5 separate regions of the Homo sapiens genome follow, and all the other regions are linked to region 1. The links are chromatin contacts, found by Hi-C or POLR2A ChIA-PET in ENCODE. All regions are on one chromosome and are shown on one strand. Each heading gives the region's core, a stretch centred on a gene start or an enhancer-like site at or near the end of the contact. The rest is flanking DNA. Distances are from core to core; before and after follow the strand shown.

Evidence for each region. A loop is a pair of places that touch in the nucleus more often than their neighbours do. ChIA-PET counts read pairs that join two places held with the same protein, here RNA polymerase II (POLR2A). Pooled maps may share reads with other maps.
Region 2: a loop to region 1 is called in a pooled map, with 4 times the contacts of the local background. The contact joins the enhancer-like site here to the promoter of RAB3GAP1 in region 1. A Hi-C loop is called at or near these places in 6 of 50 pooled maps. POLR2A ChIA-PET finds 5 or more read pairs at or near these places in 2 of 52 experiments (HCT116 and activated B cell).
Region 3: a map with no recorded cell type shows a loop between it and region 1 (3-fold over the local background). The contact joins the promoter of MGAT5 here to the promoter of RAB3GAP1 in region 1. A Hi-C loop is called at or near these places in 2 of 37 single-sample maps with no recorded cell type and 5 of 50 pooled maps. POLR2A ChIA-PET finds 5 or more read pairs at or near these places in 1 of 52 experiments (activated T-cell).
Region 4: a loop to region 1 is called in a pooled map, with 4 times the contacts of the local background. The contact joins the enhancer-like site here to the promoter of RAB3GAP1 in region 1. A Hi-C loop is called at or near these places in 2 of 37 single-sample maps with no recorded cell type and 6 of 50 pooled maps.
Region 5: a map with no recorded cell type shows a loop between it and region 1 (7-fold over the local background). The contact joins the enhancer-like site here to the promoter of RAB3GAP1 in region 1. A Hi-C loop is called at or near these places in 1 of 37 single-sample maps with no recorded cell type and 2 of 50 pooled maps. POLR2A ChIA-PET finds 5 or more read pairs at or near these places in 2 of 52 experiments (PC-9 and activated CD8-positive, alpha-beta memory T cell).

Annotation. Positions count from the first base shown.
Region 1 is chr2:135,050,948-135,053,760 of GRCh38, forward strand. RAB3GAP1 (RAB3 GTPase activating protein catalytic subunit 1) reads left to right here and starts at 1,345. Exons shown (of 24, transcript NM_012233.3): 1 at 1,345-1,378; 2 at 1,483-1,538. The coding sequence starts at 1,361. RefSeq lists an enhancer at 1,918-2,057.
Region 2 is chr2:134,217,981-134,220,793 of GRCh38, forward strand. It overlaps a transcript of MGAT5 not described here. Among named protein-coding and RNA genes, the nearest start is that of MGAT5, 35 kb to the right of the region's middle. RefSeq lists a silencer at 1-65 and an enhancer at 970-1,039. Within about 2 kb of position 1,456, at least 11 of the 41 ENCODE cell types and tissues checked have a DNase peak (open chromatin) inside an H3K27ac peak, as active enhancers do.
Region 3 is chr2:134,252,742-134,255,554 of GRCh38, forward strand. MGAT5 (alpha-1,6-mannosylglycoprotein 6-beta-N-acetylglucosaminyltransferase) reads left to right here and starts at 1,331. Exons shown (of 16, transcript NM_002410.5): 1 at 1,331-1,903. The coding sequence starts at 1,663.
Region 4 is chr2:134,274,027-134,276,839 of GRCh38, forward strand. All of the region lies in intron 2 of MGAT5 (alpha-1,6-mannosylglycoprotein 6-beta-N-acetylglucosaminyltransferase), which reads left to right. Among named protein-coding and RNA genes, the nearest start is that of MGAT5, 21 kb to the left of the region's middle. Within about 2 kb of position 1,430, at least 3 of the 41 ENCODE cell types and tissues checked have a DNase peak (open chromatin) inside an H3K27ac peak, as active enhancers do.
Region 5 is chr2:134,390,575-134,393,387 of GRCh38, forward strand. All of the region lies in intron 10 of MGAT5 (alpha-1,6-mannosylglycoprotein 6-beta-N-acetylglucosaminyltransferase), which reads left to right. Among named protein-coding and RNA genes, the nearest start is that of MGAT5, 140 kb to the left of the region's middle. RefSeq lists an enhancer at 1,379-1,488. Within about 2 kb of position 1,402, at least 3 of the 41 ENCODE cell types and tissues checked have a DNase peak (open chromatin) inside an H3K27ac peak, as active enhancers do.

The DNA.
Region 1 (2,813 bases), core at 95-2,594:
TGGCCAATGATTGACGGAGCAAGGCAGTAGTACAAGGGGCTACGCATTTCCTGATGCATAATTTTTGCCCTAGCACTTCCAGTTGGACTTCAGAGACTTCGCCAGCTTGGAATTGTAGTGTCTGCTTTTTTAGAGCACCAGTCTGAAAAAAAAATAGTGAAAAAGCAAGCTGCAGAGTGGGAGAAGGTATTTGCTACATATATAAACAATATAAAGCTCAGATGCAGAATATATATAAATAACTTGAAGGTGTTAAAATAAAGACAAGGCCAGGCACAGTGGCTCACACCTGTAATCCCAGCACTTTGGGAGGCCGAGGGGGGCGGATCACAAGGTCAGGAGATCGGGACCATCCTGGCCAACATGGTGAAACCCCATCTCTACCAAAAATACAAAAATTAGCTGGGTGTTGTGGCGCATGCCTGTAATCCCAGCTACTCGGGAGGCTGAGGCATGAGAATCACTTGAACCCAGGAGGCAGAGATTGCAGTGAGCCGAAATCGCGCCACTGCACTCCAGCCTGGCGACAGAACCGAGGTGGGCAGATCATGAGGTCAGGAGATCGAGACCATCCTGGCTAACACGATGAAACCTCATCTCTACTAAAAATACAAAAAATTAGCCGGGCGTGGTGGCGAGCGCCTGTGGTCCCGGCTACTCGGGAGGCTGAGGCAGGAGAATGGCGTGAACCCGGGAGGCGGAGCTTGCAGTGAGCCAAGATCGTGCCACTGCACTCCAGCCTGGGCGACAGAGCAAGACTCCGTCTCAAAAAAAAAAAAAAAAAAAAAAAAAAAAAAAAAAAAATGAAGCGTTTGTTGAACACCATGTTGCTCTTCCCAGAAACCAGGTAACTAGTATGATTTTATTTCAGGACAATCAACTGAGCAACTTCTTGCAGGGTCAGGGGCAGAGGGTAGAAGTGGTATTACAGCACCTAGTTTATTGCCTTACAATCAATAAATAGAGGGTGAATGAAAAGAAACCCAATAGTTAAAGTGTAAGCTAATTGGTACTAACTACAAATATGGGTTGAATGAAAACAAACCCAACATGCTTTAGGTTTTTTAATACAATCTTATCCACATGAGTTTAGGGTCTTGTCCTATCACCTTGGCTTCTGTTCCCTTTCTGTATTCATCACAGGAAATTTTCAAGTTTTATGAAACCAGCTAGAGCGGAGTTTTATTAACCAGCTGAGGGCGGACTAAAGACTTAACAGACCTGGGCGAAGAAGCAGCACTCCTACTTACTAGGGCAAGACTCATGAACAGGGGGCGGGGGCTCCGGGGGCGGGGACGCGCCCCGTTCTCTTTCGCTCTTCTTCCCGGCAGCCTTAGCGCCAGGCCCGGCGCTCCTCAAGATGGCTGCCGACAGTGAGGTGATTTCTTTGCTCCCTACTTAATCCTTGTCACTATCTAAATTCGTTCCTCATGTCTTCGCCTTGGGGCTTAATTTCTTTTTCTCTCCTTCCCCTTCCCGCAGCCCGAATCCGAGGTATTTGAGATCACGGACTTCACCACTGCCTCGGAATGGGAAAGGTGAGTGAATCGCATTTTTGGTTACCAGCTCCCATGGGCCCTGGCGTCCCCTAGCCGCTTCCCTGACCCCAGACACACCACAAGTGACGCCACTTGTGCGGGAACGGTAATACCGTGGGTCCCGGGTCTCCTCCCCCAGTCTTCTTTGGTCAACCGCAAGCCTCTTCCGCGTCTCGCGTCTGGCAACACCCGGCCCGCCCCCGTCAGCCAATCCCTGAGGCTCAGGCTCTCAGAAAGTTTTGTTTTCTCTCCTGTCAGACCGCTTCCCTTAGACTTTGGTTTTCTGGTTGTTACCCACTCGCAAGAAAAATTTCCGAGGCTGCAACAACCGTTCCGGTTTTCATTACCGTTTAACTCATTATCGTAAGCAGTAAACTTGGTAGGTTGTGCCGCACCTCATCCCGTGTACGTTGGTATACCCTTTTCAGGAGGAAGTCTTTCTTCAGAGTATTGGTAGTTGTCCATCTGTCACACTCCCACCATCTCCATGCTGTCTTTAATTTTTTATTTTTATTTATTTTTGGAGACAGAGTCTCAGTCTGTCCGCCCAGGCCGGAGTGCAGTGGCGAGGTCATAGCTTACTGCGGCCTCGAACTCCTAGGCTCAAGTGAAGCTCCCGCTTTAGCCTCGGGAGGAGCTGGGACCACAGGCACGCGCTATTACGCCCAACTAATTTTTTAAAGATCTCGCTGTGTTGCCCAGGCTAGTCTTGAACTCCTGGGCTCAAGCCTGGGCCGCCCAAAGTGCTGAGATTACAGGCGTGAGCCTCCGCCCATCCTGTCTTTTAGAATAACCTTTTTAAAAAGTCTGCATATGGTTTTGGAATGCTTTGATTTAAGTTGTTACATTAAAGTGGGTACTGTGCCCAGGCTTCCTGTGCCTGTCAAATTCAGATGAACAGCTGTCTGGGTGAAACTGTTCTATTACTGAAATTAGTTGAAAGCCAAGTTTGTGGAGGAGTGATAGCTTAGATCGAGAAGGTTTCTGTTAAGTGTCACAGAAACCCTTCAGTTTCCTGGGTGTTGAAGTCAGTGTTTACGCTGTTACAGCATTTTATAATCTTTCTGGTTGGGAGAGGAAATTTGTGGATGTCGTGTCATTAGGTGGCACAGGAAAATATAAAAGGTCCTTGTTGGAATAATAGTTAGACCTGTGGTACCCTTCATAAAAGTGTCAGTAAGACATAACCACACTGGCAAGACTTCATTGAGTAGGTACTGGGTGTCCAGAGCTATATACAAAGGGAAAAGCAGAAACTTGACCCATATATTTTTA
Region 2 (2,813 bases), core at 206-2,705, 830 kb before region 1:
ACAGGTGATTAATAAACACTGCTGTTACTATTACTGGCTGGCAGAAGGTGTCAGTGGAAATGAGAAGCAGGTTCTTGGTCCTACTCTTCCACTTTCCTTTTCAAGAAAGCTTAAGTGAGTCACAGTGGTATAGATGAGGGTGATGATGAATCTACACTAACTTAATCACTTGCAAAATTCAGAAATACTTTGTGCAAATGCCCCCACAGCAGATCTTGATGTATCTCGACTTGTTGCAACACCATGTTTAAGAACTGTGGTTCTCAGTCTGACACAGAACAAAGACTCATAACCCCAGCCTCCTAGGAACTTCACTATCATAAATTAGGCTGTTCATTAATTCAACGTATCAGTTAACTGTTACCACATGACACCCTGTCCCAAAACTTAATGGCTTAAAACAGTAAGCCTTCATTGGTGTTCACTAGTCTGTGGGTGAGTTGGGTCGTTCTTTTAGTCTTAGCTGGGTTCACTACTGATGCAGGGGGCAGGGTGAGGGGTCAGGCTGCTGGTCTCAGCTGGGCTTTCTTATGTATTTGAGGGGTAGGCTGGCTGGATCTGGTCTAGGATGGGTTCCACGGGGCTCCCTTCCACATGGTCTGCCGTCCTGTGGCAGGCTAGCCCAGGCCATCTGCTTGGTTCTAAGAAGGAAGTAGAAGCATGCAGTACCTTTGGAGGCCCAGGTTGGGACCTGGTGTACTGTGACTTCTGCATTTTATCAGCCAAAGCAAGGTGCAAGACTAGCCCAGATTCAAAGGGTAAGGATATAGACTTGTTGATGGGAGTTGCTGTTGAGTCTTATTGCAAGGGGAATGGGATACAGGGAGACTCTTAATTGGGACTATTCATTCGATTAGCCTGCCACATCCTTTCTTTTATTCATTGATTCTGTTATACTTCACGTGGTTCCTTAAGCAATGCTTCATTCTGTTGTTCCATTCTTTACTAATTAAAACTTCTTAAAGGCTGTGTATCATTTACTGTCCATAGTCTCTGGGAAAGCCACAGAGATGAGTAAGATCCCAGTCCTACTTTGCAGAAGTTGATAAGCAAAGGGCCAGGGGAGATGGACATGTCAGTGGCCAGTAATTAGAGAATTTGAGGAAGCCCAGGGAGGTGTGAGTGCGGTGGAGTGGGCTGGGAACCCAGAGGAAGTAGCAGCGAGCCACCTGTCGGGGTGCAGCGGCTTCATCAAGGAGGAGCTCAGTCACCCAGGAGCAGGAAATGGCTGAGCGAGAAAGCAAGAAGAGAGCACATGTGGCAGGTGCAGAGGGGCCCAAGGTGGGCAACAAGGCTTGTGTAGCTGCTTCTGCAGTGCACAGTTTACTGTAGGGGTGGGAGTGGCAGGAGACAAGGCTGGAAAAGCCCACCTGGGCCAGGTGGGAAAACCTGCTGTGAGAGCTAAGGGGCTCAGATGTTTTTGATGGCTAAGAAGGAAGTTAACAGGATTCTTCTCTCTCCCATGCCGGTGACTCATCTACTTTAACGAACAGACAGTTCAATTATTGCACCCTAATGCTTTTTCCTCACCAGAATGAGGAAGCCGGGATAGTATAGTTGTGTGAATTCCAAACTGTCCTGAGGTGCCCCGGAGTGCCACAGCAAAGTCACAAGGCTGGCATGGGATATTTTAAAACTTTGAGGAAACACAGAGAGACATCTGTCAGGCACCACTTAACCATCACTACTAAGTTGTTGGGACCTAACTACTCAGTAAATGGAGCTTTTATGAGTTCTTTTAGGAGATCCTGAAAAAATTACGGAATCACAAAAACACAGTAAAGTGGGAGTGTTTGAATTTGGGAACTTCTGGTGAAGTTGTTAGGAGTATTGGTTTCAAATCTTGTTCCTGCCTCCTGTCCCTTGAGCGAGAGAGTTACTTTCTTGAACTTTCTTGACCTGTTTCCTCTGTGAAGTGGAGATGGCACTACTCCCTTACTTGGTTGAGTTATTGAGAGGAACAACTGAATTCATAGGAGTAAAGGAATTTAAATGGAGCTTGGCACAGCATAAATACTAATATTAGCATTATTAAGTAATGCCACAGTACCTGGGCTGTTGCAAGTTCATTATCTTGTGAAGGCAGCAAATGCATGACATACGTACCCCTGTTCTTGGAAGGAGGACCAGCAGAGTAGTTGAGGAGGCTCAGAATGGTAAGTAGGACTTTATATTCTGCATGAAATTACAGTGTAATAGTGTTGCATAGCTGTATGCTCTTCGATGGAAAACTAGTTCTTCGCCAGCCTCTCATTTCAGGAGACTGCATTTCCAAATGCAGCTCTAGTTTCAGAGTAGTGTCCTTGGGCACATTCACTCCGTTTTTCTTTCCCATGTATCCCCCACCCCGACCAAATGAAATGACCTGTCTCTGCCATAAATGGCTCAGATAAAAGGCACACAAGATGGTGTCTCTGCCTTGTTTCCTGCACTAATGGAAAGGAGCAGGATGGCCCAATAATAGTTGTTGGGGTTGGTGGGGGGATGTCTCCCGCCAGTGCCAGGAAATCTGCTCCACACACCAGGAAGGCTTCAGTCTGTAATTAAGAGCTGATTTGTGATGGCTTAGCCAGCCCATTGTGCCCCATCTACATTTGGTCTCCTCTCTGTTTTCCTTAAGAGGGCCTCAGATTACACTGGGTTAGATTTTCTGTCCTTAGTGCGTATGTGTATGTGTATGCACGCTGCTGCTGTTTTTTGCTTTCTGTAGCAGGGATCAGCCTTCTCCCCTCCTCACCCTCCTCTTTCCTTTGCTCTAGTCTGTGTGCTCGCTCTTGTCCAGGGAACTTCCTTTTTTATCTTCACGTATGTTA
Region 3 (2,813 bases), core at 81-2,580, 800 kb before region 1:
CATATTTTTTATTGCTTTTCATGACCCATTAAGCATATATATATCATTCTCTGCCATATACAAACAGGCTGTTGGGGGAGTGAGGATGATGTAGGGAAGGTGGGGCATGGTTTAATAACCCCTGGGCCATGCCTAGATGATCAGTCCTCTGCCACATAGCTGGCTGACCTTTGCCAAGTTAATCACCTTTTACCTTTATTTTCTCATGTTTCTAATAAAACAGAGACGATAATATTCATACTTCTTACCATATAGAACTTCTGAGGATTCAGTGAGCAAAGCCACAAAAGATGGTATGTCACAATATCTGGGATATAGCTAGAATTTATAATTTATTTTTACTCTGTTGATAGGCAATGGGAAAACAGTAAGAGGCAGACCAACAGTGATCCAGGGCTCTGAAAGCTAATTGCTTCAAGATCCTGCTACCATTTTCTTTTGGGCCGCTTGCAAAGAAGAATCCTTTGACTGAAGCATGTATGTACACTCTGAAGTACAGCCTGGGTTAGTCTCTTATAAGGGATCGGATCATTGCTCAGCCTCTCCCTTGAGTGGCACTTAGAAAATGGCGCTATTCGTAAGCTGACTGGTATTGGGCCCAGGACTCTGGCTGAAGGGGTGGGCATGCTGGTAACCATTTGCAACCTATGCTCAGGTCCTACTTGTTGGGAAGCCCTGATTGAGAAGAGTGGCCTGGTCTGTGCTGGCATTAGATAGGATCTGGCTGCATTAATATTGAAACTACTCTGCCTTTTAATGTCTCATTTTGCCTCATGGTGGGAGTGAAAGTGAGAACCACAGAAAATCTGCCTGCCAGGTGTTCCACATTTCTTGTGCTACAGCATGCAAGTGAGCAGTGAGGTGTACCTTTTCCTCATGTAGCTGGGAAAGCAATACCCCTGCTTGTACCTCTGGCATATCTTCTCTGTGCTGGTGCACCTAGAGAGGTTGCCTGGTGGCCCTGAGAGAGCCATCTCATCACTAAACACTGATGGTGAAAGCTGGCCATGCTCAAATAAGATGTAGCAATCTACCTCTTCTTTGTCTAGTTACCCCCAAGGGGGCATCCACTTTCTTGCTCACCTCACCAGTTGCATGTTCTAGTCCTTGCCAGAAGCACATAATAATGACTTTGTAAGCTTAAGTTACAGGCACACAAAAGGGCCTGATGGTGATATGACTCCACCCTCCCCGTTTTTGCTGACATTCCGCCAAATATCCTTCTGTCTCCTCCCCACCTTGCAAAACAAACTTCCTGTTTTGAATTTGGTCCAGGCTGGAACAGCCCCACTACACCTGTTAACACACGCAGACGCACACTTCCCCCTTCATAATTGCTTAGCTTCTTGTTGCCTAGCCAGATTTCCCCTCAGCTTACAGTTCCTGAATCATAAGATATTGAACCAGCAAATTTAAGAGTTGACATTTTACTTAGAGGTATTCAAGTGAAAACATGGCTTCTGGTTTATTTTGCTGTATTGTGCCATGACCACTTGGCTAATTCTTCTCCTCCTTCACAGCAGAATGGAAGTGAGGAAAGGCAACCAGCTGACACAGGAGCCAGAGTGAGACCAGCAGACTCTCACACTCAACCTACACCATGAATTTGTGTCTATCTTCTACGCGTTAAGAGCCAAGGACAGGTGAAGTTGCCAGAGAGCAATGGCTCTCTTCACTCCGTGGAAGTTGTCCTCTCAGAAGCTGGGCTTTTTCCTGGTGACTTTTGGCTTCATTTGGGGTATGATGCTTCTGCACTTTACCATCCAGCAGCGAACTCAGCCTGAAAGCAGCTCCATGCTGCGCGAGCAGATCCTGGACCTCAGCAAAAGGTACATCAAGGCACTGGCAGAAGAAAACAGGAATGTGGTGGATGGGCCATACGCTGGAGTCATGACAGCTTATGGTAAGCACTGTTTCTGGGACCTCTCCATTAAAGTGTGCCTTGGCCTTGAAATGGCCCTAGAAGCTCCCAGATATGGTCTTGTCATGGACTGAATGTCCTTTGCCACTGCCTTCATAAGCAGTGAATTGCACACAGAGAGGCATCTTTAGGAAATTAAAGCAATGCCATTTTGGGGGTTCTGAGCTGGTGTATGCAGACACACTTTCCCCTGGAGTCAGTGGGTTAGTATAGTTAGGGCTCTATTGGTTGTGTTTGCAGCTAGCTCCTTCTCCCTGAACACATTTCAGGAACCATGTGATCTCATGTGGGAGTGAGTTCAGGGAATGCTGAAAAATATTCTCATCTTTCCCTAAACAAAACTTAATTAAGGCTGGTGGGGGTGAGGTGAAGAGGATGGGGAGGAATGTTCTATGGAAGCCAGTAAACTTAGAGCCAATTGTGTTCCTCCCTCCAGCCAATAAATATGACACTGGCACTTGCATGCTGGTGAGTTTTAACCTTTGGCTTCTTGAGGTTATGTTGCTCTTCTTCTTGCCCTTGTCTCTAACTGCCCTCACTTTGAAAGGAATCTTTGTGTACTTGTTGCTTTTTCTTTAAAGAATTTTTTTCAGAATTCTTTTTGAAATCAGAAAGAGTAAAAAAATACACATATGGGATGTAACTTATTTTTCTTTTATGTTTAATATAGAAAAAGTTGGAAGCTGTAGACAAGCAAAAAAAGAAAAAAATTACACATAAGTCTACTACTCCAGGCAATAACCACAATTAACATTTCAGTGTGTATTTTTCTGATACTTTGCATACACACACAAATATATATATACATATATATACATATATACATATATATACACATATATACACATATATATATACACACACATATATATATACATACACATACACACAC
Region 4 (2,813 bases), core at 180-2,679, 780 kb before region 1:
TAGTTTTGTGATCTTAAGTGAGGAAGTGGAGCGAATAGGATTGGATCTGTGGTTCTTTGTCATGTACCTGAAATGGGGAAAAGGTAAAAAGTATACATATCTGATCATGAAAATGCTTGCCTTCTAAGGACTGAATGTCTGATATATCTTTGTTCTGCCCATAGTGTCTTGATTGTAGCCTTACCTGTTGAAGATAATTCAGTAAATATTGCTCACATGGATTGGTTTCTATTGGAGGGAACAGCATTTGGTTTCACCACCTGGAAGAGTTTCTTCTTATAGTTCTTCTTCTCAATTTACATTTGTGGTGATTTGCCTAGAAGTCGGACTTGGTATTTCGTTTCCCTAGTTCTCAGACCTTAGCAGACACCGCCTAAGAAGTGGGACTGCCTTTTTTGTTGGTCAGGACTGAACTTCCCATCAATGGTTATGGGATGTGGAGGCTTCATAGGATGTGATAGTTACAATCCTAGATGTGATAGTTACAATCCTAGATTGTGATACTTTAGAGGACAAGAACATTGTGTAGCTCTCTACGGGGTAGTGTATGTATGTGCATGTGTACACATTTATTTATACTCTCAATAAAGAGTTGTCATTCAAGGTCAGCTGAATAACTGGCCAGTGCTGACTGTTCCTTAAAAGCCAAAACCATAATGATAGCATCCAAGTGGTGTTGTGATGACTTAATAATTGCAAGGTCACTTGGGAAGCAGAACCACAAAATCAAAGGTACAGGTATAACTCAAGCGACAGTTTCCTGGTATTTAATCCAAGTTGAACTTACAGCAACCCTGCATTTTTTCCAAAGTGGGGAGCGATATGCAACACTTTCTAGTATTTGGGGTTGAAGTGCAATGTATTTGAATTTGGAAGCTGTTCTTAAAAACAGCAACCATTATTATTATTCTTACCATTTGAAAGTTGAAAATGAAAAATGTCCCTGCTGAGTTCCAGGGCTTGCATTTGGAAGTGCAATTTCCCCCTCTTTGTGCTGCTAATGGACCTTGAAATTTAGTTGTACCTGTGCTCTTTCCTTGTATGTGTACCCATGTCATCAGTTTGTGTTGAAGTAGCACCTGAAGTGTCCCAGCTCCACCCCTGGGCAGTGGCTCAGCAGATGACTTTCCCAGGGTCAGATACTGGTATGTCAGTGAGATCCCAGATGCTACTGAGAGACGGGAGAGAGATGAGATTGCAGGTGGCTTCCTATTAAGTTGAGCAAGAAGCAAATATGTTCTGTCTATCTACCTGTCACTTTCTGTTTTGTTATTTGCAATGGTAACAATAAATATGTGGACCCTTGTCAGAAGCTATTCTTTTGGTATCTTTACAGAAAAATGCTTGTCTTTGTTGGTATGGTTTTCACTTTGTGTGGTCAAGGATATTTTGTTTTTATTTAGAAGAAGAAAGACAGTTCAGAAGTGATGGTGATCTTTGAGGAAGTGAATTTATAGCAGTGATTAACAGCTGTGGGCGATTTTGCCCCCAGGGGACACATGTCAATGTCAGGACACATTTTGGTTTTCACAAATGAAGAGGTGCTATTTCCTTTTTTTTTTTTTTTTTTTTTTTTTGAGACAGTCTCGCTCTGTTGCTCAGGCCAGAATGCAGTGGCACTATCACAGCTCTTTGCAGCCTCGACCTTCCATGTCCCCACCCCCTGCCGCCTCAGCCTTCTGAGTAGCTGGGACTACAGGCAATGTGCCATCATGCCCGGCAAATTCTTTTTTCTTATTTTTTGTAGAGAATGGGGTCTTGCTATGTTGCCCAGGCTGGTTGGGCTCCTAGGCTCAAACGATCCTCCCACCTCAGCCTCCCAAAGTGCTGGGATTACAAGCATGAGCCACTGTGACTGGCCTATTTATTTCTAATAGATGAGGACAAGAGATGCTGCAAAAAGCATCCTACAATATATAAGACACTGCCCATAATAGAAGTATCCAGCCCCAAATGTCAATTGTGGCAGGTTTGTGAAATTCCGATCTATGAGATACTGTTAGAATCTGGTGCCAGCAGATATTTTCACCTATGGTTAGTGCAGAAAGACGCCTGAGACGCTGAAGTTTCCTGATTGCCAGCTGAGACCTAAAGTTCCTTTCCCTTTTCCTAGCAAGGCTGTTCACAAGCCCCCCCACCCCCGCCGCCCGCCAATCTCCACCTCATTTAGCTTTGCCACTGGTCTTGGAGGCCTCCAAGGAAAGAGATTTTAGAAACTCCCAGAAGACTATTTTAGGATCCTGCCCTTAAGGAACTCCTTTCCTGGCCCACAGTGTGCTTTTGGCAATGTACATTTTACTTCTGCTTCTATAGAAGGTAATTATTTCTTCTCGTGAAAGGACCACTAATTCCGGATAACAATGGTACAAAGTAGTCTTAGAGAATGGGTTTAAATTGCAGAATGTTTTAGAAGAAATTCTTTGTTATTTTAAGCAAAGTATATAATTATCAAGATATGAGAGAGTAAATTAAATAAGTTAAAGAAAACAAGACAGGTCCCCAAAGATCTACTTTACATCAGAAAATACCCTTGACAGCATACTTGGAGCAATATTGAAGAAAATGAGACTAGAGAGTTAATTGGGATTTGTGATGCATTTTCAATGTTAAATGAAGGAGTTTCTATTTTGTTCCCTGGGCCGTGGCAGTTGATGAGAGGTTTAAAGTAGGAGGATGAATAGGTGTGAGGTCTGTATTTCCAGAGAATAATTATGGGCCATGTGGAGTGAAATGCATATGAATGGGTGAGAGAGACTGCATTTAATCTTCAGTTAGGAGGAGAATGCCCTGGGTTAGAGATGTTCCTATGGCCC
Region 5 (2,813 bases), core at 152-2,651, 660 kb before region 1:
TCAAATCACATGGCAGAACCCTGTAACTATTTTAAATGTAGGACTAATCCAAAGACTTTAACCTTGTCCTATGTCTACTGTTATTTTCATGGAGGAGTCTGTCTTAACAAACACAGATTTATGTCACATGATATGTATTCTGTCTGAAAACACTTCCCCCTAACCCTCCCGCCCCCAAATCTAAGTGAAATATAATGGTCACTGATTTTTGGTAAAAATAGTTGCTGCAGAGTTCCTTTAACATAGCAAGTTATTTGGGCCTAGGTCTCCACTGAAGTGGGCCATTTCCAACCTCTCTGTATGGTTTCTTTTACTGGATAAACGTCTCTTCTTTAGCATCTTTTATGCCATCTCTCAGACTTTTGCCTCTCTTTGTCTTGTTTCAGACCCTAAAGGTCTTCGTTTCTTGGACTCCTATTTCTTTTAGCATGTGTCAATTGAGCAACTTCAGATGCTGTTGATCTAGAATATCTGATCAGGTCCTTGCCCCACTGAAGCTTGGAATCAAGTAAGAGGAGGGGACATATTGAACTCTCAAGCAGTGTTTAACCAGGTGGGAGACAGCAATAAGCAGAGGATTAGGGCTCCATTGGCTGGGGATGGGGATTGAGTGCTGAGAGAGTTGAGGAGGTAGGTGGTGCCGTTAGTGATCTGCTTGAGGAAACCATCCAAAAGAGGCTACCACTTGGAGCTCTTCAAAAGGGGTCTTACCTGGGGTGGTGAATGGCAGGATGGCACTTCTAAGCAGGAGAGAGTGTCTTGAACAAAGACTGGAAACTACAGTTAGTTAGCCTTGGCTGAGTGTTTGGGCTGCTGTGATAAAGTACCATAGACTAGGTGACTTATAAATAGCAGAAATTTATTTCTCACAGTTCTGGAGGCTGAAAGTCTGAGATCAGGGTGCCACTATGGTTGGGTTCTGGTGAGGGCCCTCTTCTGGGTTACAGACAGCCAATGTCTTATCCTTACCTGGTGGAAAGAGTGACCTAGATCTCTGGTCTCTTCTTAAAAGGGCACTATTCCTATCCATGAGGACTTCACCCTTGTGACCTCTTTACTTCCCACAGGCCTCACCTCCTAGTACCATCACAGGGGGGATAAGGATTTCAATAGCGGGGATATGAATTTTGGGGGACACAGACAATTAGTCTGTAACAATCCTGGACGTGGGATGGACAAGAAAGACTTGGCTAGAATAGAACCACAAGGTTGAGAAGTCATGAGAAGAATCCTTTGTAGTTTGAGTCACTTAACCACATTATCTCATGTGATCCTTTGGGCCTCTCCAGGAGGGAGGGTGGTTATTACCTGAAGAGTCCAGGTGCAGGTGGGTGAAACCACTTCCCAAGGGCACATAGCCAGCAAAGGGCAATGTCAAAGTTTGAAATCCTGGTTTCCTGGCTCTGGGTCCTTCTCCCTTTTTCTTATAGACACACCTCTCTATAGGGTGTGTCGTGTTGGCATTGGTAACAGGGCAGAGCTTCAGCACTCAGAAGCTGCCTGAGAAATGGGGAGGAGGACGTAGAAAGTGAGAGATTTTCTGAAACCATTGATGAGTATGAGACCTCAGCTTTGCTTTACCAGTGTATTTTAATTGTTCCTGTTTTCAAACTGCTGCTTGCAAATTAGACACTTCAGCTGCTTTTCCTTTCAAATATGTTTATTTGCAGCATTTTAGATTGGAAGGTACTCTAATTAGAGTGATCACTTTTATTTTGCTATCTTCATGTTTTTAAGAAATCAGGAATGAGGTGAATAAATTTCAAGAGGCATGTGATTTATTTTGAGGAGAGAGATGGAGAGGATATTTTTAGCTTCTGTCTTAAAAATCAGCTCTTCATTTAAAGCCTGGTGGTCAGCTGTCCTTTAAAGGGACCTTACGCTGCTATACCTGAATCAGAATCTCAATCTGTACACCTCAAACACAAAGAGATCGTGCCTGGAATTTAGAAGTTTGTTCTTAGCTTGGTGGGAGCAGGGGAAGGAAGGAGCCCAAGAGAGTCTTGTGTTTTAAGTGGCCTGGTTTGTCACGTGTCAAGTCCCCGCCTACAACAACAGCATGTTGACACTCGGTATTCTGAGGGGAGAGATTATGTGCATTATTACCAGTGGACACATCCATCATCATGAAGCCATGGGTATTAATGCATATGGCATGGGGCTGAGTGCCTCAGCAAGGAAATTTAGCAAGCACAGCCCTACAACTAGAGCTTAAAATTAGAAATGCACCTTAGTGATGTGGCATAGTGGAAACCAGCCTATGCTGTCCCACCCAGAAGGGGGCACCCCTGGGTCAGTGGACCCAGCATCTAGGACAGAAAGCCCTTGGTGAGGGATGGGTCTGCCCCACACCACACGAAGGCATTGCATCCTCTGAGGTCCATGGTGTCCCCAATCTCAGCCATAACTAAGTGCTGGGTAGAGCTCTTTCAGATGCATGAGCCTTGGGGACAGCGAGTTTGTGAAAGAATGTGCCTTCACATAATAATTTAAAAATCTCATTTGTTTCCGTGAATACCCACGTGAGATAATAGGGCAGGTTTAATATTCCTTCATTTTACAGATAAGAAAACTGAACTTTGGGAACTTGCCGAAGTCCCATAAGAAGTTAGTCAGAGAACTGGAATAAAAACACAGATTACTTCATTCTTGACCCCAAACTGCCTGCTAAATTTTACACAAATATGGATAGGGCCCCAGAAAAGGCCAGATTACCTCAGATCAGTGTGGGAGGGCTGGCCTGCCTGTGTAAAGGCTATTTACAGACAGAGACCAATTCTCCCCTGTCTCCACTCTGAGTAATTAATGCCACC